Linked DNA regions of Homo sapiens: regions 2 and 3 are each linked to region 1. Evidence: read pairs that join two places in POLR2A ChIA-PET (ENCODE). Cell type or tissue: A673. All regions are shown on one strand.

The links. ChIA-PET counts read pairs that join two places held together with the same protein. Peaks named below come from ENCODE experiments on the same cell type or tissue, not always from the same donor. Only the 100,000 strongest peaks of a DNase experiment are listed, where the experiment ranks them.
Region 2: POLR2A ChIA-PET joins it to region 1 with 5 read pairs; 1 of 35 experiments calls an interaction of 5 or more read pairs at or near these places.
Region 3: POLR2A ChIA-PET joins it to region 1 with 5 read pairs; 2 of 35 experiments call an interaction of 5 or more read pairs at or near these places.

Annotation. Positions count from the first base shown.
Region 1 is chr2:66,436,501-66,444,500 of GRCh38, forward strand. It overlaps MEIS1 (Meis homeobox 1), which reads left to right. Exons shown (of 13, transcript NM_002398.3): 2 at 1,237-1,463; 3 at 3,343-3,484; 4 at 4,062-4,112; 5 at 4,914-4,964; 6 at 6,402-6,548. MEIS1-AS2 (MEIS1 antisense RNA 2) reads right to left here and starts at 3,830. Exons shown (of 2, transcript NR_046625.1): 1 at 3,725-3,830; 2 at 2,587-3,189. RefSeq lists enhancers at 2,941-4,140, 5,940-7,582 and a silencer at 7,157-7,451. In A673, no CTCF peak of the experiment used is centred here; DNase peaks (open chromatin) are centred at 1,291, 1,781, 2,981, 3,921 and 2 weaker places; H3K4me3 peaks cover 5,481 bases; H3K27ac peaks cover 6,125 bases.
Region 2 is chr2:65,790,580-65,798,579 of GRCh38, forward strand. All of the region lies in intron 1 of LINC02934 (long intergenic non-protein coding RNA 2934), which reads left to right. Among named protein-coding and RNA genes, the nearest start is that of LINC02934, 4.5 kb to the left of the region's middle. In A673, a CTCF peak has its summit at 171 (motif pointing right); DNase peaks (open chromatin) are centred at 262, 4,632 and 5,912; H3K27ac peaks cover 7,370 bases.
Region 3 is chr2:67,010,702-67,018,701 of GRCh38, forward strand. LOC105374785 (a long non-coding RNA gene) reads right to left here and starts at 4,412. Exons shown (of 3, transcript XR_940210.3): 1 at 4,322-4,412. In A673, no CTCF peak of the experiment used is centred here; no DNase peak of the experiment used is centred here.

The DNA.
Region 1 (8,000 bases):
ATGCAGTGAGAGTAAAGTGAGACAATGACAACCCAACTGAGGTAGTTTCTTAAAAGAAAGGGGGTCTACAAAAAGCCTTCCTTGCATAATTTGTGTCCTGGCCCTCAAAGCCCTGTTTGCAAAAGAAAGTTACTAGGCTGACACAGTTTTCTTTACTCCTTTGGTTCAGGCAAATGTCAGCGTTCTTCCAAACTCTTTTCACACCTCTGGCTTTAAGGAGATGAAAGTGGCAATTCCTCCTTTCTTTGAAAATCATTTCACTCTCAGCGCCTCCAAATCTTGGGAAAATAACTGCCTGGAATGAACCAATTAGAAAAACCTAAATAGCTAAATTTCACACACACAAAATAATGACAATCAATATGAAAGTAGTTTTTTTTTTTTTTTTCTGGAAGAGGAAGATGGAAAGTTGTGCATTTGCTTTTGAATTTGCTTTAAACCTGGTGAGTAACATTTGCCTCCTTGACTTCTAGTCTGGAAACAAAGTTCATAAGAGTAAATAAGAAAATAGAATATTAGCTGCTTCAACTATAGATTTTCTTTAACTTTGGGGGTGGGGAATTGCCCAATTCTAAATTCAGCTCTGATGTTCAGGAAAAGCTACCCTCCTTTGAGTTTCACTTATAAGGGGTCAGTTAGTTTTGTATAATTTAGCAGAGTTTGTCTTGGAAAGCAAAAGAAATGCAGTGTCTTGTAGGACTGCCTAACCTCACGCTGGCAGGGAAATAAAATGAGAAGCCTGTCTAAATTCACGTGCTTTGCGTAGCTGTTCCCATCGTAACTTTTTTTTTTTTTTTTAATTCCCCCTGATGTGAAGGGGCTGTGAAACTAGGCGGGTTTGCTGCAGTGTCCTGGCACGTTTTATTATTGTGATTTTGAATTTCTTCCTCCAGAGACATGCCCGTTTCACCTTCTACCCTCGGGAGAATGCTTCTCTTTCTCTCTTTCTTTCTTCTTTCCTTCTTGCCAAAGGAGCCTGAATTTCTAAACTAGTTGATAGGGACACAAGTTAGGGCAAGATCATTCATCCCAGACGAGTCTCGCTGAGAATTCTGTATTTTTTACTTAAAGCTTTAATTTTAAAATAAGAAAAACTCAGCTTTATAGATGCAAGGCCACCGAATTCCGGGTGGAAGGACCCAGCTGTATTGACCTTATATAAGCTCGGTGCCTTGCCGTTCTCCCATTTGCCCGCCTGGCCTCCTGAACCTTCTTTCTCTCCTGTTTGTCATGCAGTACGACGATCTACCCCATTACGGGGGCATGGATGGAGTAGGCATCCCCTCCACGATGTATGGGGACCCGCATGCAGCCAGGTCCATGCAGCCGGTCCACCACCTGAACCACGGGCCTCCTCTGCACTCGCATCAGTACCCGCACACAGCTCATACCAACGCCATGGCCCCCAGCATGGGCTCCTCTGTCAATGACGCTTTAAAGAGAGATAAAGATGCCATTTATGGGTAGGTACAATGGGCAGCAGGTTAAGTAGTTGAGACTCAACGCTTCCCTCTTTCTCTGTGCCCTTGGTAAGAGGAAAGTCAGAGTTCTCTGGATTGGAGGTACATCTTTGGTGACTTTTCATTCACATTTCATGGATAATTTGGGGAGGTGGCCTGCCATCCCTGAAGCCCTACATCCCCATACACACTCTGTGCACATCCAGTGCCCTGCTCCACCATGGCAGTGCCCGCAAGGGGGTCCCAGATGAGAAGAAGCTGGCTAAAGGGCCCTTGTCCCCTCTCAGACTCCTTCAGCGGGCTGGAGTCCTCCCTCGCTCGATTTCGCCCGAGAGCGTTAGGGGTTTCTAAATGCAGGCGCCTTTGTGTTGTAACGAAACTTTTAGTTTAAGGGAAAATCTCTTTTAAGCCACTGATTGTTCTGACTTGCTGAGTTTACTCAGCAGCCTTATGCTGGCTCTGCCACTGCACAATAAAACCAAAGCAGGACAGTTGCAGGTCAAGCAAGGGGGAACATGTTTTGCATTTAGGGAGTTTGACCACTGAAGTCAAGGAGAGGAGCTTGCTCTGAATTGTTACACACATTAAGAAACTTCTAGATGTTTTAGCACTTTGTGCTCAAAGGCGAAACCTGCAGGATTTAGAAATAAGTAAATTCGGGGTGCTCTTCCTCGGAGGTTGTTTTCTGGCTGCGGTTTATACTGCTTTCTCCTCCGCCATTCGATTAGACCCTGGGCTAGTAGAATCCTTTGAAACTCACTTGTGCCTACTGTGTGCCGATGAATTTGGGAACCTCTTTTTACTTTGCAGAAACTTTTATTTCTATTTATTTATTTTTAAAAAATCAGGACACACTGACCCTCCCTCGCTGGAAAAAAAAATATATATAATCTTTTTATTTTATTTTCTGATCCCTTGTGCGATGGGCTTGTTTAATTCCCACCGTTCTGTCCGCAGAGTTAACTACAAGTGGTTTAGGCTCTGGGACAGAACATTTGGGGAAGCTTTGTAAAGGACCCCAAACTGTTAAATTCCCAGCTGAGCTGTGAGAGCTAATAAAAGACTTGAGATACCTCCTTGGGCATTAGAAGAAGCTTTTCTTTCTTTCTTCTTCTTCTTCTTTTTTTTTTTTTTTTCTTTTTTATGGGCTGAGACAAGCGACATCTAGGCCCCTCGCAATACTAGCTGCTTTGCCACTTCGCAGAGACAAAATGAAAGGCTCTACTGCAGGAACATTTGAAGGAACTTTCTTTGGGGGGCGGTGGGGGCTATCAGCGAAGGGAGGGGAATGTGCGTGGAGCTGAGGAGGAGCCTCCCGGCTCTCCGAGGGCCTTGGGGTTGGGATCCCTAGGTGCAGCCCGTTGACAGTCGGCCCCACGGCCATGGACGTCCTTTCCCCAAGTTAGCTGAGCGCCTGCCACCGAGATCCCCCGAGCCTGGGCTTCGCGCGGCCGCCTAGGAGGAACCCGCAGGAACCAGCCCTCCCCAACTCTCCGCCCGGCGCCTTTCTCCTCCACCGGATCCTGGATGTGCAGTGGAGGGGACGAGGGCTTGTCGGGTGGGAAACTTAATTCAAAATGGCTGCTGGAAACGCTTGGGTTTTATTCGTAGCAAATGTTGCCAATTTCTCCGGCCAGATACGCTAAACCGATCCTCAGATACCGTCCATGGCTCAGGGCCTCCGACTTCAGGGCTCCAGGAGGAAGGGGAGGTGAGCGGTCACCTGGGTCTGGGGGAGGGGGAGGAAAAGGAAAAAAGTAGATGACACAATCGGAGAGGGGGTCTGTTCCTCTTGCTCCTCCAGCTGTTTTTCTTGGGCACCTTTTTCCATTGACTGGGGACTAACCATTATGTTGTTTGTGACTGTTGTATTTTCTTGCAGACACCCCCTCTTCCCTCTCTTAGCACTGATTTTTGAGAAATGTGAATTAGCTACTTGTACCCCCCGCGAGCCGGGGGTGGCGGGCGGGGACGTCTGCTCGTCAGAGTCATTCAATGAAGATATAGCCGTGTTCGCCAAACAGGTCAGCAAAATAGATGTTAAAAAGTAAAAGAAACAAAAAGAGAGCCCCCCCTTCGCCAACACACACGCGCGCGCGCGCGCGCGAACACACACACACACACACACACACGGCACACTTTCAAAAGTAGCCAGCACGTAGTCGGCCTTAAGCCATGCATGTTACCTCCAACCTCAGATTTTCTCTCTGTCTGAGTGTCTGTTTGCAGATAACTTAAAATCACCCATCTGCATCCCCACTCACCCTCCAGAAAGCAAACGTGGAGAGCTCACTCTGCAGAATAAAATCAAGAACACCACGGTTGTAGCTGCTGTGGACTCGGCGGTCTGAGCAGCCTCCCCGAGAGCCGTAGTTGCTAGTAGAAGTAAGATTGAGCTCTGGGCTTGTTTTCAGCTTATTTAATTCACACTGAAATGTTTCTGCGCGGGACGAACTCGGTGTCACCGGGTCCCTCCCGGAGGGTTACTTCCTGCCCCCGACAGTGTAATGAGGCAAGAAACTAGGAAGGCGACCAGATTTCAAATTTTTCTTTCTTTTTTCTCTCCCCTCCCTCTCCCCTCTCCTTCTCACTTGTATTTAGATTCGCGCAGAAAAACCTCTATTTTCTTCTAATCCAGAACTGGATAACTTGGTAAGAGCGGACCCCTATTTCCCTCCCCCGCCCCCGACCCCCTACCTCCCACCTCCAACGCCCTCAGCTTTGCTTTGAGAGCCCTGAGATTTCTAGACCGGTCTTCCCGTGCCTGCAGGTTGGCTGCAAATGTTTCTGTACACGGACAACTGGTCCGGGACAAGATCCCGGGGAAATAAATTCATCTCGAGAGGGGCCGGGCGAGCCAGCGCGGGGAAACGCGAGCTTTTGTTTTTTATGACAGCCGGGCTGCGCAGCTCTAATCAGCGCGGGGATTTATCTCCCGGCCTGTCAGCATGTGTGCTTAAACTTTGCGGACTTCCTAGCCCTCTAAGTCCCATCACGAGGGCAGCCACCGGACAAGAGCCCCCAAACAACCAGTTTGCCTGAAAGGTGTAAGGAAGGCAGCAGAAACTTTGCAATGGGAAAAGCCACAGTTTGAGGGCCATTTGGAATATTTTTCTGTCCACTCCTTCCAAGGACACATGTAGTCCAGTGTTGTGGCCCTTTTGGGGTGGGGTGGGGCCAGTGGGACTGAGAAAGGGGAGAGCCATGGGGGAGGAGAGTGTTTATGATCCTCACTTAGATGCTGTGTTGTTGTTTTAGCTAGTTTTTTTTTTCTTAAGAAATATAAACCTCTAGATGGTACCCAGTTGCTGCTATTAAGTTTTAGTGTTATTGCCATAAATCAAAATAACTCTATTTACTGGTGGGAGGGGGTGGGCTGGAGATGGTAGAGCTGTGGCAGCCAGTTTTCTGCAAGCCAGGAATGGGGTGCTTATTGTTTTTGTATCTTTGCAGATGATTCAAGCCATACAAGTATTAAGGTTTCATCTATTGGAATTAGAGAAGGTAATTTCTCTAGCCTCTTTTCCTTTTACTTACCCCTTACCCCCAAACACACAGGGGGGAGGGTTCCGAATGGCTGAAGTTCAGCCTTCTGATACATTTGCATAAATGTCTTTCTTTCTGGTAATTAGTGTCAAGGCCAATCTTAGCGTCCATTTCTCTTCGCAGTTTAATTACAATTTCAGCCACTAAAACTGGGATCACAAACGCCCTAGCCTTGTGTTCATTCTTAATAACTTGCTGGCTTTGTGTAAATAGTTGCAATTCTGTGCATCCCAGCTGATGTTTCGAATGCTGCTCTGAGGTTGTTTCACAAGTTCATACCTCTGTTGTCTCTTCTCATCCTCTTCCTTCTCTTCTTTGCTACCTCTGAGGGAGAAAAAAGTTTTATTCAGTTGTAGTGAGTTTCTGGAAGACAGTCTTGAGAGCAAGGGCAGATCAGACACAGGGGAGAGGCAGAAGGGGAGAAGGAGGAGGAGCGGGAAGGAGTCTGGAGGAGGTGGTGGGGAGGCACATTAAACGTTTTGCAGAGACAAAGCAGAGTTGATAGTTGTGTCAATTTCTTGAATCTGTGAATCCTGCACACACTCCACCTTCACACTCAAGAAAGGGTGTGGGATAACATGATTTTGCTAGCTGTTCTATAAATCTCAGCAATAAAAACTTAATGCATTGTAATTCAAACTAACATTAAATTGCAAGCACACTGGGGTTTCTTGTGAATTTTTGCATGTCAGTGATGCCTGGGACCTCTAGGAAACCTCTGCACTTACACTTAAATATTTTGAGGCATTCCTTCTCCTTTTTGTAAAAAAAAAAAAAAAAAAAAAAAATCAATTTGATATGTTTTTGTGTGGCTGTATGTTTTCCCATATCAGGAGTACTGGCAACTTGATTTCCTTCCATTTTTTTTTCAAAGAAAGTTTTCTAAAATATACCCCTTAGAGATAAAAACCTTCATTACAAATATAATAAGGACTTGGGTTGTCAGGCATTTATCCTATGCCACCACAGTACAGGTTCTTTGGAGAATATATATGTGCATATATACACACGTATACATTTTTTTCTTAGACACATTAGAAAGGGATTTATGATAAAGTCACTGGATGAAATTAAATAGTTTACCTTAAATGTCACCTACGCAGGTCACCTCTCTAATGACCACAGCCCCAGGAGCAGATGAATTTAACACGGGTGTTGAATATGTTGTAGCCTGTGAATCATCTTGTCACTGTCAATTTTCTGGGATATCTCTATTTTGCAAGAAAAGAAAGTTATTCCTAATTCTGGATGCGTCTGGGGGTCTCTGGAGGACAATTGCCCTGTGTTTCCCCTATTTGGAAGTTTGGATCTCACAAGGGGGGTGGATTGCACTTGTCAATGTCATTTATGCACTCCTGATTATATTCCCATTTTTTTATTTCTGTCATAATGTAGGTACACGAATTATGTGACAATTTCTGCCACCGGTATATTAGCTGTTTGAAAGGGAAAATGCCTATCGATTTGGTGATAGACGATAGAGAAGGAGGATCAAAATCAGACAGTGAAGATATAACAAGATCAGCAAATCTAACTGACCAGGTATGCGCTTTTCAATTTCAACATCCCTGGGAAAAAAAAAAATCTGTATGCATATTGCTTGCTGGGTCACTACCACCTCCTTTTATTATTTGCATATGATTAAGTCCCTTTTAGATACATTTCCATCGAAATGAAAATTTTTGAATAATGTGGCTATTATTGCTTCATTAAGGCTGGCTCTGGGATTCGACCTGAAGAGATGAGCTTGTAAAAGCTTTGCTAGCAAACTTGACCTGTTTCTTGTCGCTTTTAATTTTTGTCTTTATTTTATTTACCCTCTATAATAATGGGAGTGTTAACTGCCAGTGACCGCCTCTGATTGTAGGGGCTTTGTTCCGGAGCATTTTTCCCCCTTCTATCTTCAAGAAAAGACAAGTGTAGGGTCTGCTTATTTCTTATTTTATTAGGAATAAATCCAAGATAGGTGGTCTAAGAAAGACAGCGAGAGTTTGAAATCTAGCAAATGCTGGCTATTTTCTCCCTGTCTGTACGGTTCATTAGCCTGTCTTGTCAGTTTTCCTCGGCCGAACGCTTCTAGACCTCACTGAACATTGCTTTGTGTGGTGTTCACTGCAAGCTCACCCATTTTATTGTACTTAATAGAAAAAATAAGACCAGGCCGAGGTTATAAAAACAGATAAATATGGACTTTTCTCCTCCTTCTTTCCACTCATCCTCCAGCTGGTATGTGCTCTGGGCCCTCTGGGTTGGCAGCTTGTGGACATATCAGCATCAGGGGCACCCCGGCGGCTCCCTGGGTAAGGAGTGTGGGGGACCTCGCACCGCCTTTGCTCTCAACTGAGGGCCTTGGCTTGCTGCACCCTCTCCTCTCCTGTCTTCCCTCCAGGCCCTTCTTCCGATGCGTTACTAAGTGGGGACGACTTTTATTTGGAATTGCTGTGGGGATTTCTCTCTCTCTGTCACCCCAACACCACCGTTTGCTCCCAGGGTGCCTCTCTCTCTCCTGTGGCTGTATCTCTGGATTGGTCCAAAGGAGTTGCAAAAATGCAATGAAAGTGAAAACGTGTAGAGTGAGTGAGATGAAACAGGGCTCAGAACAGTTCCGTTGCGAATTGTTGCAAGGCGTCTAGAGATTTGGGTAGCTGGCCTGCTCTGCACCCTCCCACCCTTCCCCCCTATATAAGTGAAGTCCCAGTGTTGTTTCTCTTTCTGACTCGGCACGTGAGTCCAGATTTGGGGGAAGAGATCAGCCTGCCTTTGTTAAGCCAAAGGCCAGCTACTCTGCAAGCTCTGCCATGATCTCTGTTGGCCAGTGGCTGTCTTGTACAGTCCTTGTCGAGCGCCTGACGCCTGGTTCTTAGTGTCATCTTATGGTTTTCTTCTCTCAACATCATCCTCTTAAAATACATTCTCAGCTTGATTTTCTCTGGGCAATCCCCGCGACATGGGCTGAATTCCTCTTTTGCCCATGGGGAGCGAGAAACAGGCAGA
Region 2 (8,000 bases), 650 kb before region 1:
TTAGGCGGGGTCCGGGCATTTACCTTGTTTTGGTTTGGTGATAATTCCCTCTCACAATCTGCAGCGACTGTTTTCTGTTTCATGGGCTTCCGGGTAAGTTGCTTGGTGGATGACCTGGTGTATTTAATTTACTGGGCTCTGACTCTGCAGAGGGCGCTAAATGCTATGGGCTACGGTGTTCAGAACTGGGTTCTGGAGCCCCCAGGAATCCCAGCAAGTGTGTTGCTACCAGAATTCCTTCTCTTCCTGTTCTTTTTGTTTCTGATTCCTAAGCCCCTTCAAGTCACATAGAGGAGGCTATTTGCCAAATTGTGTGAGCCCATTAGTATGTCAATCATGATACCTTCCAAGTGCTTGCCGCTTTGTACATTCCAAAACACTTTCATGCAAAGCAACCCTTGGAATGGTTTTAGAATTCCTGTTATATAGATTGGAAGATATTTTTATTTCCATTTCATACATTGGGAAACTGAGGCTCAAAGGCCATAACACAGGAGAGGCATAGAAAAAGTCTCGCTCCAGGCCTCTTGACATGTGAGCAAGTGCCCTGCCGGACATATGTGCTTCCTCCCTGGATTTTCATTAATTTTTTTGGAAACTTGGTATTGTCATTGAGTGAGCTGAGGTGGTGAGGGAGGCTTACTCTTGTCCTTTAACATTAGCTTTTCAATAATGCTGAAGATGATGATGATAATGACAAATCGCCTATAAGATATGCCCATTCAGAAGTCTCTTGTGTAGTTCCCAGCATTTCAAGGAATTCATTAAAAACTGACATGAACCCCAGGTGACCTCAGGTCTCCTAATGTGCCAATCATTCATCTAAGGAAACAGAACTAAATTACTTGTACCTGAAAGAAAGCCTTTTGCAAAACAAGAGTATATACGCACTCTCACCGGAGCCCAGCAGTTACATTCAACGGTGGCAGTTATTATAAATGGCTATATTCCTACGGCAACCCTGGAGAAAGAAAGAAAATTGTGCAACCAATTTAATGAGGTGTGTGTGTAAGAGGGATGGTTAGCAATTTGTCTTTAACAATCTTGTTATACAGCAAGAGGCTCTAAGGGGAAAGAGAGAAAGAGAGAGACCGGGAGTCAATGCTCTATTTTCTAACAATTCTCAAGAGAGAGGAGATAAAGACCAAGAGAATTCACTGAGCAAATGTTTTCTTTGTGGCAACAAATGCAGGCTTCGTGCTTGCAGAACCACTAGGCACTATGTAACGAGAAGGGTTATAAATCTGGATGTAACGAAGGTTTCACCCCAGTGGTAATAGAGTTAGAGGGTGAAAGGTTGCATCTTGTTCAACCTTCTCTGGAATCGTTTTCTATAATGCTGGCAAGTAATTTTGTGGCATTTCTGGATGCTTAACTGAATAAAAAGAAATACTTATTTGGTACTGGAACCACTATTAGCAAGGTGGGCAGTTGAGAATCTACCTAAGTATCCAGTAATGTTAAAATGAAATGGCAGAAAACCATTTTAATTGCATCATCTAGTGCCTCTAGACATGTGGGCACTTGTGTTCCCGGTGGTGACACACAATATGGAGAGATATTTAATTGGGCACTTTTGAAAAGAGAGCCCCTCTCAACAGGGACTACATCTTGGGCTTGTGCTTAGAAGACATTCAGCTCAAGAGCTGCCCTGGTGCACATTTCCTCTGCCCCTTTGGTTGCCTTTAGGTTCATCAAGTTCTAATTAGTTATTCTTTAGTTAATTCAGAAATGAAACCTTTATTGAGCAATTACTATGTTTCTGGCCTTATTCTAGATTCAATGATGTTTAGAAAGATTTTTACAACACAGTTTGCTGTTAGTCTAGACTTTTTGCTCCCTAGTGAAAGGGAACTTTTGGCAGCATCAAGAGGTAATTCAGTAGGATTCTATCTCTTCAACTTCATAATCTCCATTGTTTCCCAAAACCAATTCTAATATTAAAAACAATACAATGTTTTATCAACGTTAAGATGCCCTCTATTGTTAAAAAAAACTGTTATTTTATGTACCACTTGCATAAAGAAAAAATATCTAAGATGGGAGGTCTAATAGGAGACCTCTTCATAGGCAGGACACCAAAGAGCTACGCACTCGGTGAAAGGGGTAAGGAAAATTCTCCAGCAGGGCCAGCAAGGAAACTTGCATGTCTCAGCCTTGGGCCTCTGCAGAGGGAAGAAAATACAAGTCTCTGTGAGAATCTGAGCCATAATCTAATACAGATGGAGCATCCTTAATCTGAAAATTCAAAATCCTAAATTCTCCAAAATCCAAAACTTCTTGAGCTCCAACATGATACCACACGAGGCAAATTCTACACCGGACGTCACACAATAGGCTCCAGTCAAAATGTTATCAAAACTGTTTTGTGTACAAAACTATTAAAAATAATGCAGAAAATTACCTTCACACTGTGTGTCTAAGGTGTATAGGAAATGAATTTTATGTTTAGATTTGAGTCCCACTCCCAAGAGATCTCATTATGTATGTACAAATATTCCAGAATCTGAAAAAATCTGCAAAGCAAAACACTCCTGGTCCCAAGCATTTTGGAAAAGGGACACTCAACCTGCCAACCTGTAGTCACACAGGTCTAAAGTCTGAATTTACACCATTGGTGGGGTCCAATAATTCTCAAGCAGAGAAATCAATTTCCAGTGGGCTTAAGTAAGTTTGGCAGAAACAAATGCAGAATCCTTTCTGGAAGAATTCGACTTCATTTCAAGCCCACAGATTATAAAAACGTATTGATTACGTGATACACTCTGATTTTAGGGATTATGAAAATGTGAGAATAATGTGCATCTAAGAATTGATGAACAGTGATAGTAATAATAATGCTTTTCATGACTAGTATATTAATATAATTTTATGTAATTATTATTCTTTCCATTTGCTATGGACAGTGAAATTTTTCTGAATCTTCTGTAAACTGTGAATAAAAGCATTTTAAGAATTTTCTTGGCTGGGTATGGTGGCTCACACCTGTTATCCCAGCATTTTGGGAGGCTGAGGTGGGAGGATTGCTTGAGCTCAGGAGTTCAAGACCAGCCTGGGCAACATAGCAAGACCTCCTCTCTACAAAAAACAAAACACAATAAAACAAAGCCCCCCAATCCCCCAAACTTTCCTATGTTTATTGATCTGTAATCAACAAGCTTGCTATTCATATTCAGTTCTAAGAAAGTCCCATAGTCTCTCCCCAAATTAGATTGCCCTCCAAAGACCTTCCTATAAAGAAATGAGGGTACCCCAGCTGAAACCCAGTTCTAACCGACTTAAACAAAAAAAGGAAATATATGGTTCATGTATCCACATAAGTCCAGGGGTTAGATATGGCTGGATCCAGACACTCAAGTGTTCTCATCCAGACCTTGTAATTGCTCATCTCTTTTTTCTGCTTTCTCCGGTGCTGTGCTGGATTCAGAGCTTGGCTCTACATGAGGCTTTCAGCACCCTTGGGCCTAAATCTTCATCCCTGTTTGCAGTCTCAGGAGAAAGCAAGGTTCTCTTTTCCACTTCCATCAAAGACCTCAGAATTGAGTCTCATTGTTTGGTTGGATCATGTGTCCATCTCTGGTACAGGAAGATCATGAGTTGGATCCTGTGTCCATTTCTGGCATATGAAGAAGGTTTTGGGTACCCCCAAGTCATAGGGACTGAGAGTGGAGAGGAGTGATCCTCACCAGGGGTGCAATAATCAGAACAAGGGGACTTGGATGCTAATCAAGATGGAAGTCATGAGTTGTATGCTGGAAACAGTGGATGTCCTCTACATGTCCTCCTTGTCCTGGAGGAGGTACAGTTCACTTGTGGGCATACCCACAATGAGGTAAAATGACAACTCAAGATGTCAACTGAAATTAAAGATATCTCTGTGAGAGATGTGACAAGGTTCTATGTAACAGATGCCACAAGAAGTACCACTGTAAGAGCTAAAAGAGGAAGAAGTGCCTGGACTAGGGTAACTGGGAACACCTTGTGGAAGAATTTGACAGGAGGAGAGGATGTGGTGAAGGATGAGGGAGAACCAGAAGGAAAAGAGTAAGAACAATGGTGTGCGGAGGGATAAGCAAGATCATGGTATCCTAACTCTGGAAAATTGGTTGACTTTGTGTGTGCCTAGTGTTCTGTGGACTCCTCAGCTTGTGCTCAACCCCTGCTTCTATTCCTGGACAGAGGACATACTCTCCAGTGAACAGAAGAACTCCCTCAGTCTGGAGAAGTCCACTGGGATGAAAAGATTCCTAGATCTAATTCTGATCCTGTCTCAAACTAGCCGTGTGACTGGAGCAAGGCATTTAATTTCTTTTGGCTTCTGCTACCTTATTGGAAAATAGTAATGATTTACCTGTCACATTTGTCTCACAGGGTTGTTGTGAGAACCCAGAGTAGTGTTTGTGAAGGTGATTTGAAACATAAAGTTCTGACGCAAATGTAAAGCATTGTCTATGGCACACAGACTAGTGTTGGTCTAATTGAAAGCTTGTACTCTGCTTGTTTCACCTTTTATTTTTGTTAGGGACTTTCTATAGATTGTGAAAATAAGCAATAAATTTATGTGGGTTACTAGAATTATGAAAATGGAATTTCTGATCCTGAATTAACCAGCTTTCCCCTGAGCCAGTTTATCTACGGCAGGTAGGGTATCTCTATGCTGTAATAAAATTTCCTTCCTTCCTTCCTTCCTTCCTTCCTTCCTTCCTTCCTTCCTTCCTTCCTTCCTTCCATTCATCCAATATTTGTTGAGTTGGGCACATTACTTAGCATATACGTAGAATGGAATTAAGACAATTAACTTAGAATCGCTTTGCATATTATTGCTTTATTTGTTTTCAAAGTCTGAGAACAATCAAAAGCACAGTACATTATCTTATTGTTACAACTAAAAAGAGTCTTGTAGGGCTTGAAGATCACCATCATGGGCAGTAATTATTGTTGCACTACCAGTGCACTACCAATGTAGTGCAATAATAATATGCTAGTTATCAGAGAGTTGTGATTGGTGAACTGCAAGAAAATTACCTTTCCTTGTTAAAAAAAAAACCCAAAACCAAACCCTCGTATCAGAAAATTGGTTTTCCTGAATCTAAGAATCTTGCTTTGGGCTCCCCATTTGATTGGGCACAAGCTTTCAGAGATTTAGTTTCTCCTCCTTCTTCCTTAAGACATAGTCTTTGAAGAAAGGATAAATTTTTAAAATGCCTATTTAGAAAGATCATCCATGCCTAGAACCTTGATGGCATAATAGCAAGGTAATTTTTTTTTTTTTTTTTTTTTGAGACGGAGTCTCGCTCTGTCACCCAGGCTGGAGTGCAGTGGTGCGATCTCGGCTCACTGCAAGCTCACCTCCCAGGTTCATGCCATTCTCCTGCCTCAGCCTCCCAGCTGGGACTACAGGCACCCACCACCACGCCCGGCTAATGTTTTGTATTTTTTAGTAGAGATGGAGTTTCACTGTGTTAGCAAGGTCATATTTACCAAGCTTGTCATGACTGAGGAAATTCTTGGCAGAACAAGTCTCCATAGAAATTGTCTAAATATGGCAAACTCCTAAGGAAATGTCTCCCGTTGGGGAAAAGGAGTGTCTAACTGGTCCCACATGTTTTCCAGGGGATCTCTTTCCCCCTCTGTCACTTTCTCCAGGCAGTTCTTATCTTTTGCGATGTAAAGGAAAGAAACATGATTTTAGGGAGGGCCTAAATATTAAGCATCCTTTCCCCTGATTCATTCTAATGCAATTGTATGCAGATATGAGGGGATTTTTTTGGGTTATATCTGTCACTTGGAATTTCTCCATTAATGGAGTCTCTGAAGACATTTTAGGAATGAATAATATCTTTTATCTCATTGGAATATGCATGGGATTCCCATCAAGTCTGTCCTTGTGTGACTCTGAGTAGACAGCCAGTAAGATTTCCTCTTTCAAGTCTCTGTCAGGAATAAATACTCAGTTCTTCAGTAGTGCCCAGATGAAAACCTGATAGTGGAGGCTTTGCTCTGAAAGCAGACTGTGGCCCAGCTGTTCTGTGGTTTATGAATTTTTTAGCAAGGCTGAGGCTGGTCGCTGAACAAGCATTGGCTGAGTTCAGGCATACGCTGGGGGTCTGATGACTTCAAGTAGGGGTTAGAAAAATCTGGCTGTGTATTCTGGGTTTCCCCTCTGAGGTTCGGAGGTTTGTTCAACTTTGGTTCAAAGTCAAGCTCAGAAAATGGGGAATGGGGGAAGCCACTGGCCCAGCAACTTGCAGTGACTCTCCTGCAAGCAGTGTGGAAAAGGAGCCACACTGAGGTCAGGTCAATGCCCATTTGGAGAGGGATGCTGCTGACTGGGCCACTCTGAAAATCCTCTCTCCAGTGGAAAAACAAGTACCTGGGGCTCTGCCTCCAGCAAAGGCTGGCTTTCTGTGTCAAATCTCACTTCAGCTGTGCTAAAGGAAGGAGTGGGGAGAATCAGAGTTTGGGCCAATGGGGAGAGAATAAGGACCTAACCGTTAAGAGAAGGTGGCACTTCGAAGACCCAAACTTACCCAGAAATTGAATAACTTTTCTTCTCTGTATTTTACCTTCTTGACAAGGCATCTGAGGGTTGAAGGTCATATTTTTTATACCTTGCCTCAATTTCTTTAAGCAGTTGTAACATCATTGGGCCAAAGGGAAATACTCATTGGCTAGATGTCATTACCATTTAGTGGCCATTGGGAAGACAGGCTGGGAGCCAGGAATTAAGATACATTCTTCCTACCAGCGAGTTCTGACATTTGAGTCTGTGGAAAACAAAGTGAAGTGAGAATAACCTCTTCCAATGAGAACACATGGACACAGGGAGGGGAACAACACACACTGGGGCCTGTCGGGGGTCGGGGAAGGAAGGAGAGCATCAGGATAAATAGCTAATGCATGCTGGGCTTAATACCTAGGTGATGGGTTGATAGGTGCAGCAAACCACTATGGCACACGTTTACCTGTGTAACAAACCTGCACGTCCTGCACAGGTTTCCCAGAACTTAAAATGAAATTTTAAAAAATAACGTATTCCTCAATCTAGTGATGATTGGGGAAATAATTGACCTATCTGATTATGTGGATACTCAAAATAAACCATCCCTATCAAATGACCCCTCAGGCCTGGCTGAGTCTGTTTGACTCACAGCATTCAAGCTTCTCCCCTCTGATCTCGGGGAGATTTAATATGCTCATGCTAGCAGCCTAATTCAAGCAGACCAGGTGAATTAGGATCTCAGTGGGTGGGGCCTAGACAGTGACGTCAAAGCTCCCCAGGTGAATCCAGTGAGCAGCCAGTGCTAATAATCATTCATCTACTGTATCCCAATCAGCAAGGTATTGTGGCTGCCACATCATCATTTTGTGTAGGGAGGCCAGGGTGCTGATGCAGGGATGAAAGTTGCTCTTTTTTCTTGGATTGTCAGGAAAGGCCTGGCTGCTCAAGTAACATTTGAACACGGACATGAAGGAAGTGAGCAAGGGGTGGAGGAAAGGGGTGGAGGAAAGGGGTGGAGGAGGAGGGAAGAGGATTCCAGGCAGCGTTACACCCACCCCACAACAGAAGGCTAGTTTCTGAAGGTGTGTGGGTGGGAGACAGGGGAGGCATAATGGTATTTATCTTGCTACCATCACACTGGTTCAGATAGAATCAGACAGGCGCCTTGAATGCCTCATCAATGTGGAAAAAATCTGATGGTTAGAAATAACCCTTCGGTTAAAAATAACCTGAATCCTATGGTAATTATTAAATAATATGAAAGCACAACTACAGTTCCGTTTAGTTTAAACAGAGTGAGGTTTCACAGAATCTAGCATCATAGGTGCATTTAAAAAGACAAGGAAAGAAAATACGTGAGTGTACAAAAAACAGGGTTGCTAGTAGGGAAAGAATAACGTACTCGCTTATTTGTTTGGCTTTGATCTGCGTATGGTAGAAGCCTGGGGAAGGAGCCCATGGGCAGGTCACGGTTATGCTTTTGAAGGTGACCAGTGGT
Region 3 (8,000 bases), 570 kb after region 1:
ATACCGAGAAAAAATAAAGCAGATAATCTGATTTTATCAATTCCAGAAAAGACACAGTGACAATAAAGAGAGGCAAGGCAATGGGATTGAGTTTTACTTTGCTAAAAGGGGGTAAATAGAAACAAAACCTTTAAATGTATACATCAAAAAAGACTCTGCATAAGTTCAAACTCACTGGCTAATACAAAACTAAAATGATAACTTAATATATGTGCTTTAACTACCACTTAAGTGATAGAAATCTTTCCCTTTTAGTTGACAATATTGGTATTACAAAGGTAGAACTATAACTGCAGTGTCACTGGTGTCTCCTTTTGCCACTCTTAGAGCAAAAGTACAAGCCAAGTTTGTAATCAGAATATTGATACTACATGGTATTATGTGTGGATTCTGAATGTGATATGTTATTTTTAATTGACGTCTGATTGTAAAATTCCTAGGAATGTTATATGACCAAGCATGCACACACACACACCCCTCTCTATCTCAATACTTAGGATAGTTACTAGAGCTAAAAATTTAGTCAATTATTGATAAATAAATAAATGAGTGAATACGGGTAAATCTGTTTGCATTATCCAGAAGGCAACTACTAGAAGCACTAAGAAAACTCTTAAGAGAGTGTTTAACTATGGTGTTTGAGAATGGCACTAGCATCTTAAGATGTGAATTCTATGTCATTAATCAGAGTTTCCAATAAAATAATGTATGACATCTCCATATAACTGTGGTTTGACCTATAGTGTTGAATTTTAATTTTTTCTCTCTTTTATTTATTATTTTTTATTGTATTTTATTGTATTTTATTTTTAGACATGAGATCTCACCATTTTATTGCCTAGGCTGGAGTGCAATGTTGTGATCCTAGCTCACTGCAGCCTTGAACTCCTGGGCTCAAGTGACCCTCTCTCCTCAGTCTCCTGAGTAGCTGGATTGCAGGTATGCATCACCATGCATGGTTTAATTCACTCTCTTTATGAAACTTTTCAGGATTTTTAAAGGATTGGTAAGAAGTGCTGGAAAATTAGGGATAGACAAGTGTACAGATAAATAGGGAAACACATTGTTCTTCCCTTAGTTCTAGTCCGCTAGGAAGCAGAGCCTGAGGCAGGATTAAAGTTCTGTTTTTGTTTTGTTTAGTTTTTAATTTGAGAGGGAGAAGCCCGTTGTAAGGTAGGAAAAAAAAAAAGAGAAACAAAGCAAGGGTAGATGCAAAGCAAGGGTAGATGCAAAGCAGTGTGATGCTCTGAGCCATCTAGCTGGCATTTGCTACACAGTGAACTGCAATGGGACATAGCAGGTCGCTCAGCACATGTGTGTGCTAGGCACTCAGCAGAAACTGCACCTCAGAATAGCCCAAAGAAGGAAGAAATGAAAGGGAACTCACCTTCCTCGCACCCTGCAACCTCTTTTTGTTCATTGATCCAAGTTTACTCCATGCCGAGCTAACTCCCCAAGGTTGCATCCTTCAACCTCTTGGCAGCTGTGCCTGCAATCAGACCCCAAGCCTCTCTATAGGGTGTTTTTTCCAGGTTAGAAAGTGGAGAGATACCTTAGCACTGAGAGGGCTTGGCATGAGGGAGGCAAGTTTCTTCATTTCTGTGATTTCAATTCAGACTACAGCTGCTGGGGAGCTATGCAAAGATAGCATGGGCATAGTTGCCCAAGAGGCACATGTAACCTTTGTAGATAAACAGGCAGTTAAGTCTGAGAAAGCACACAAGGTTTGTGTTCAGCATGGTTCTCCAAGGTTTTAAGAGTCCCAAGGCATGAGATTTTGCGGATGTTTTTCACAATGCCCTCCACTTTTTCTCCTAGTCTTTTTCCTTTACCCTGTTCCAGTCCATCCACCCTTTACTCCAGGTTCAGTGTTCACTCATTTGCCCACATTTACCACTGCACCCTGCTCTTCGTTGAATATCTTACCCAATGCAAAACATGTTCTGCAGCCAGTGATCATTGTTATTGAAGGAATACTTTTCTCTGGCATTGAGAACAAATGTCATCCTTTTTCTAAAGCGCTTCCTCTATCCTCTCCAATCTGATGTGTCTCCCTTTGCTGTGTTCACATACTGCTTATATCTTTGTTTAGATGTTTGTCAATGCCTGGTATGCCCATAATTATTTATGTGTATTTATCTACTCACTAAGTTGTTAGCTCCTTGAAAACACAAACTATGAAATCTAGCGGAACGAGCTTGGATTTTGGTGTCTGGCAAGTCTGAGTTCTCCAGGACTCATTTGCTTCATGTTTTTATGGTTTGTCTCTTGCTTCACCTTCCTGGGTTTTATCACCTTTTATGTAAAACTGTGGCAGTTGTACTTTATTTGGTTTTAGTGAAAATTGGCAGAGACAATTTAATGCTCATAGCTAATGGGGTGACTGACACATAGCTGGTGCTAAATAAAGGCTACTTTTTGTCTTTATCCAATTGTTATATCCCTTTATCAGCACCAATGTAGTGAGTGGTTAATGGAAAATGTAAATAATTTCCAATCTGTGTAATACTAGGGAATGCATGTAGTAATTACTTACATGCCAGGTACTATCTTAGTGCTTTAGAAGAGTTTACTTATCTGTCTTAGTCAGTGTTCTCTAGAGAAACAGAACTAATAAGATATATATATATATACACACACACACATATATAAGTGTGTACATATGTGTGTGTGTATATATATGCAATATAGTATATATACACACACATATATATGTGTGTATATATGTATATGAAGTTTATTAAGGGGTATTAACTCACATGATCACAAGGTCTCACAGTAGACTGTCTGCAAGCTGAAGGGCAAGGAAGCCAGTCTGAGTCCCAAAGCTGAAGAACCTGGATTTCGATGTTCAAAGGCAGGAAGCATCCAGCATAGGAGAAGCATGTATGCTGGGAGGCTAAGCCAGTCTAGTCTTGTCATGTTTTTCTGCCTGCTTTATATTCTGGCCACGCTGGCAGCTGATTAGGTGGTGTCCACCCAGATTAAGGTTGTGTCTGCCTTTCCCAGCCCACTGACTCAAATGTTAATCTCCTTTCACAACATCCTCACAGACACACCCAGGATCAATAGTTTGCATCCTTCAATCCAACCAAGTTGACACTCAGTATTAACCATTACAGTATCTAATCCTATAAGGAAGATACAATTTTTATGTTAAAAAAACTTCCATAGAACTTCCTATATACCAGACACAGTTCTAATTACTTAACATTTATTAATCATTTTAACCACATAACATTCCCATGTGGTTAGTACTGTCATTATTGTCCACTTTCAAAATAACAAAGACACTGAGAGGCTAAGTATCTTGCCCAAGGTTACACAGTTGGTAAGATACGGGATGTAAACACAGCCAGTCTGTTTCCAGAGTCTGCATTCCATAGAGTGTGGTATAATGTATTATAAAATAGCTTCTATGTAAATAACTTCCTCATATATTTAAGAGTTTTTATTACTTTTAGATAAATAATACTTCTCTAGAAATTGCCAGTCCATTTCTTTAAAAGTGAACATGTTATATACTTACCCCCAGAGCAAAGGGTATGGCTTATTCAAATTGAGCAATTGACTCAATTGAACAGATTTAAGCTATTGCAGCCTAGCTTTGATGGTAAATGGTGGGAGTCAATTAGACACAACTAGTATAAATCACTATGCAAGATTGATATGACACCTGCACAAAGATAGGGCAAAGGGAGTTACTTATTTTTGCACCTATTTTCAATACTGTATCATATTGCTGTTTGCATTCATACCCTGTAGGATATTTCTTTCTAAAGATTCTTGCTTTTGGCCAGGCGTGGTGGCTCATGCCTGTAATCCCAGCACTTTGGGAGGCCAAGGCGGGTGGATCATGAGGTCAGGAGGCGGGTGGATCACGAGGTCAGGAGATTGAGACCATCCTGGCTAACATGGTGAAACCCCGTCTCTACTAAAAATACAAAAAATTAGCCAGGCGTGGGGGCAGGCACTTGCAGTCACAGCTACTTGGGAGGCTGAGGCAGGAGAATGGCATGAACCCTGGAGGCGAAGCTTGCAGTGAGCCGAGATCGCGCCACTGCACTACAGCCTGGGTGACAGACCGAGACTCCATCTCAAAAAAAAAAAAAAAGATTCTTGCTTTCACATACAGCTTTTTATATATCCCACAAAACCTACGAGAGTTGACTCTATGTGTGTGCATGTGCATGTGTATGTATTGGGAGGGGAATGATAAAATAAATTTTTCTAGTTCATAAAGAATACGTAGGCATGATAATAACAGAAGTGAGAGAACATTTTCCCGATGAAGTGCAATACTGGCAACATTGATGCTTACCTTGCAAATGAATTGAGATTGGGCCCAGACCCAAGTCACCATGATTTCACGAACCACCAGAGAATGTTCATACAATATTGAGTACCTTCCAATATCTGAAGGACAAAAGTGAGCACATATTAAAAATCTGAAGAATTGAATTTTTAGGCAAGGCCTCAGTAGAATCAGATAAATTTCTCATTATCATCTCTCTCTTCCGTTTCTTCCCCTGAGGCAAGAGTGTGAGGCCCTAACATAAACCTAACGTTGTCATCATCTTAAAGGATATACTGTTTTTCCACTTATGCCATATTTCATACACTTTTTAGCTATGAGAAAAGATGGTGCACTTTCCAAAGAAATGTTATTTGGAGGGTATCAATGTCCATCAGAGAAGGTGTTCAGTTCAGGTAAGATGAGGAGAATTAGAAGAGCTTTTCTTTAAGCTAACAATGTTTCCTTTTGAGTTAGGGCAGATATTAATCATGTTTGATCTCTTACAAATAAAAAGGAAATAATCCCAAATGGCATGGCATGTAGCTTTCTATCCTGGGGTTTCTGCCCTCAGTTTTGGTATTTATGTATTTGAAAGAGATACCAGCATGGTTGATATTAGTTATGACAGTTCACATTTCTCCTCTAAACCAAATTCTAGTGAAAAAAAAAAAACAGCTGTCTGATAATGAATCTTCCTTTCATTCCTCCTACCCAAGTCTAATTATCATTAAGTGACAAGCTTTAGGTACATTCCTGCTGAAGAACTCTCTCTCTCTCTTTTTTTTCCATTTTGGACATTGGCCTTTCTCTCTCTGTAAGCTGTGCCTTTGACAAAACTGTGGGGCAGACAGGAAGTGGGAAGCCAGACCAAACTAGCCCAGGCTACCTGTGAAATTGGCATAGTGCCACTTACACTGTATTATAGAGTTCAGTCACATTCCAAGAGTGCAGAATATGTTGCTACTTTAGCAAAATAGTTTTTTTAAATTTATTTAACTGATGATTGACCTTGAATACAATAGCCTAACTGTTCCTTGGAGAAAAATCCCAAATATCCAGAAAACAAATTCTTATTTATCTCCTTGGGGAGCCAAAGAGGAAAATAGCTCAAATTATTTTATAGTAAATCTGTAGCCTATAAAAGAAGCCCATTATTTTTGAAAATAATTTAATCTGCTGAGATGCCACTATCTTGCCATGCCTACACGTTATAGGAGTGAACATGGTGATCTTAGGAGCTAGAATTGTAGATCTTCCAGCTCAGTGTCTCCCAAATGCCTATTTTTACTGCACCACTTTTTCAGTGGTAGTGGTTGAGGTTCATTTTCTCTCCCTCTTAATTCCTTCCTGGCAGAGGTGGAGAATTCACCTATTATTCCATAATAAGGTTTGGGTTAGGAAGAAACTATCTGTATTATTTTGTTCTCACGCTGCTATAAAGAACTACCTCACACTGGGTAATTAATGAAGAAAAGAGGTTTAATTGACTCACAGTTCCACAGGCTTAACAGAAAACATGGTTGGAGAGGCCTCAGGAAACTTACAACCATGGTGGAAAGCGAAGGGAAAGCAAGCACCTTCTCCTCATGGTGGCAGGAGAGAGAGTGAGGTGAGGAACTGCTACACTTTTAAACCATCAGTTCTCATGAGAATTCACTCACTATCATGAGAATAGCATGGGGGAAATCCACCTCCATGTCCAAGCACCTCCCACCAGGCCCCTCTACTAACACATGGGGATTACAATTTGACATGAAATTTGAGTGGGAACACAGAGCCAGACCATATCACCATCCATTTCCCTCTCTGTCCCTCTTCACTTTGCAAACGAAAAGCCCAAGACAACATATCTTTCTAGGGGCAATAGCAAGTAGAATAAAACTAGTGCTTGAACCCATTTAATATGGATTCTGGCTCCAAATTCGGTGCTTATTCCAGCACAACAAAAATGGTATGTATTCATTGATGGGAAAGAAAAAGAAGCTCCACCATCACACCCCCATCCTTTTTCTCCATGCATGGACCTGTCTATATTCCCATCATGGCAGGAGATAGTATGCATGGGAAATGAAAACATGTCAAGTGCCTTCAAGGGGGATGAAGAATCTCAGAGATGATGAAGAGGACTGAATTCTCCATGTAGGATTTTATACAAAAGAGAGTGGGAGGCTAAAACCACAGAGAAAGCAAAGGAGTTTGTTCAGGGTCTAAATTTGCTAAAAAGAGAGAGAAGCTCCATACAGGTAGATCAACAGATTTGTTGACTTTGTCAATGTTTCCCACATGAAGAATGGCAAGGAAAATGGAGGGGCTGGATAAAGGACTTAAACTGTGAAGAAACTAGCATCAGGTCAGTACATAATATCTGCCCGGACTTGGGGCCAGAGTACAAATGGAGGACCATATGCCTTATGAGTAAATATTCAAAGGATCTAAATCCAATTGCCAATCTGTTAAATAAATATATCTCATTCTCAAACCTTGATATATGTTCATTTATAACAACAAATTAGAAAAATTTAAAGCTAAATTTTTATAACATTGAAATTTGGCAAAATATAAAAGAATCATTCATTCAATTATATTGCACATATCTGAGTATTCTATTGATGGACCAGTGCTGTTGGATAAGTAATAACCTTAAGACAAATAATTCATAAATTATCACATATTTTTCATAAAATATATATCATCTGTATTTAAGCAAAATCACTGATAATCACTATAATCAAGAGTTTTGCATAATTTATACACTACCAATAATAACGCCAAATTTGACAACATTTCATGACTTATTGTAATTATTTGGAAGTACTTTATTAATTTTAGTTTTAGAAATTTCAGTCTACTGTGGCAGTAGCAACTTAAATTTTTAGGGTTCTTAAATACACTTATATTTAGAAATTAAATTAAAATTTTTGTATATCATGTTTAAATACTTACATGGTTGCTTATGATAAATTATCATTATCAAAAGTTGTAGAGTATTTTATCTTTTTCATGCAAGTTGATAATATTGATATTTCAATTTTACCACTTCTTAACTAGTATCTAGATTTATACATTAATAGTAGGAATTGGTATTATACTTCATGATTGTTACTTGTAGACACACACACACACACACACACACACACACACACACAAATTTAAGAAAATCGTGGCTCTCCCAGATGCCCTGTAAGGCAGGTAGGTGGATATATACATTGCTATATGCATGGGTATGCGTGCTCCCCTTGTAGTCACCATGAGAGGGAAGGTCAAGCCAGGTTACTACCAAGAAACATGATTTTGTTCTGGGGGATCCAGTTTCTGACACTGAAAAATACCAGAATACTCTCCAGCTAGAACAAGAAATGAGAAACCAAGATAGATTCATCTCTACACTGAAATTACAGAGTGCTGGGAAAACTGGTGAGAATCACTGCTAACCTGCGGCTGCCAGTGCCCCACCCCAGCAAAATACATGCATCCCATTATGCTACTGCAGCTTCTGGCATGCATCAGCAAGTAAGAATCTTGCAGCTACAGCCATGACAAAGCACTTTGGATGACACCACCCATTGGAGTGTTGTGGCAAGTGGACCAGGAACTGGACCAGGCCACTCCAGTGCAGCAGGTTCCTAACCTCAAGGGGACAGAGAATAAAGCAAGGGGACTGATACCAGGCCCTCAGAGTTAGAGCATGCAGCCTAGAAGTGCT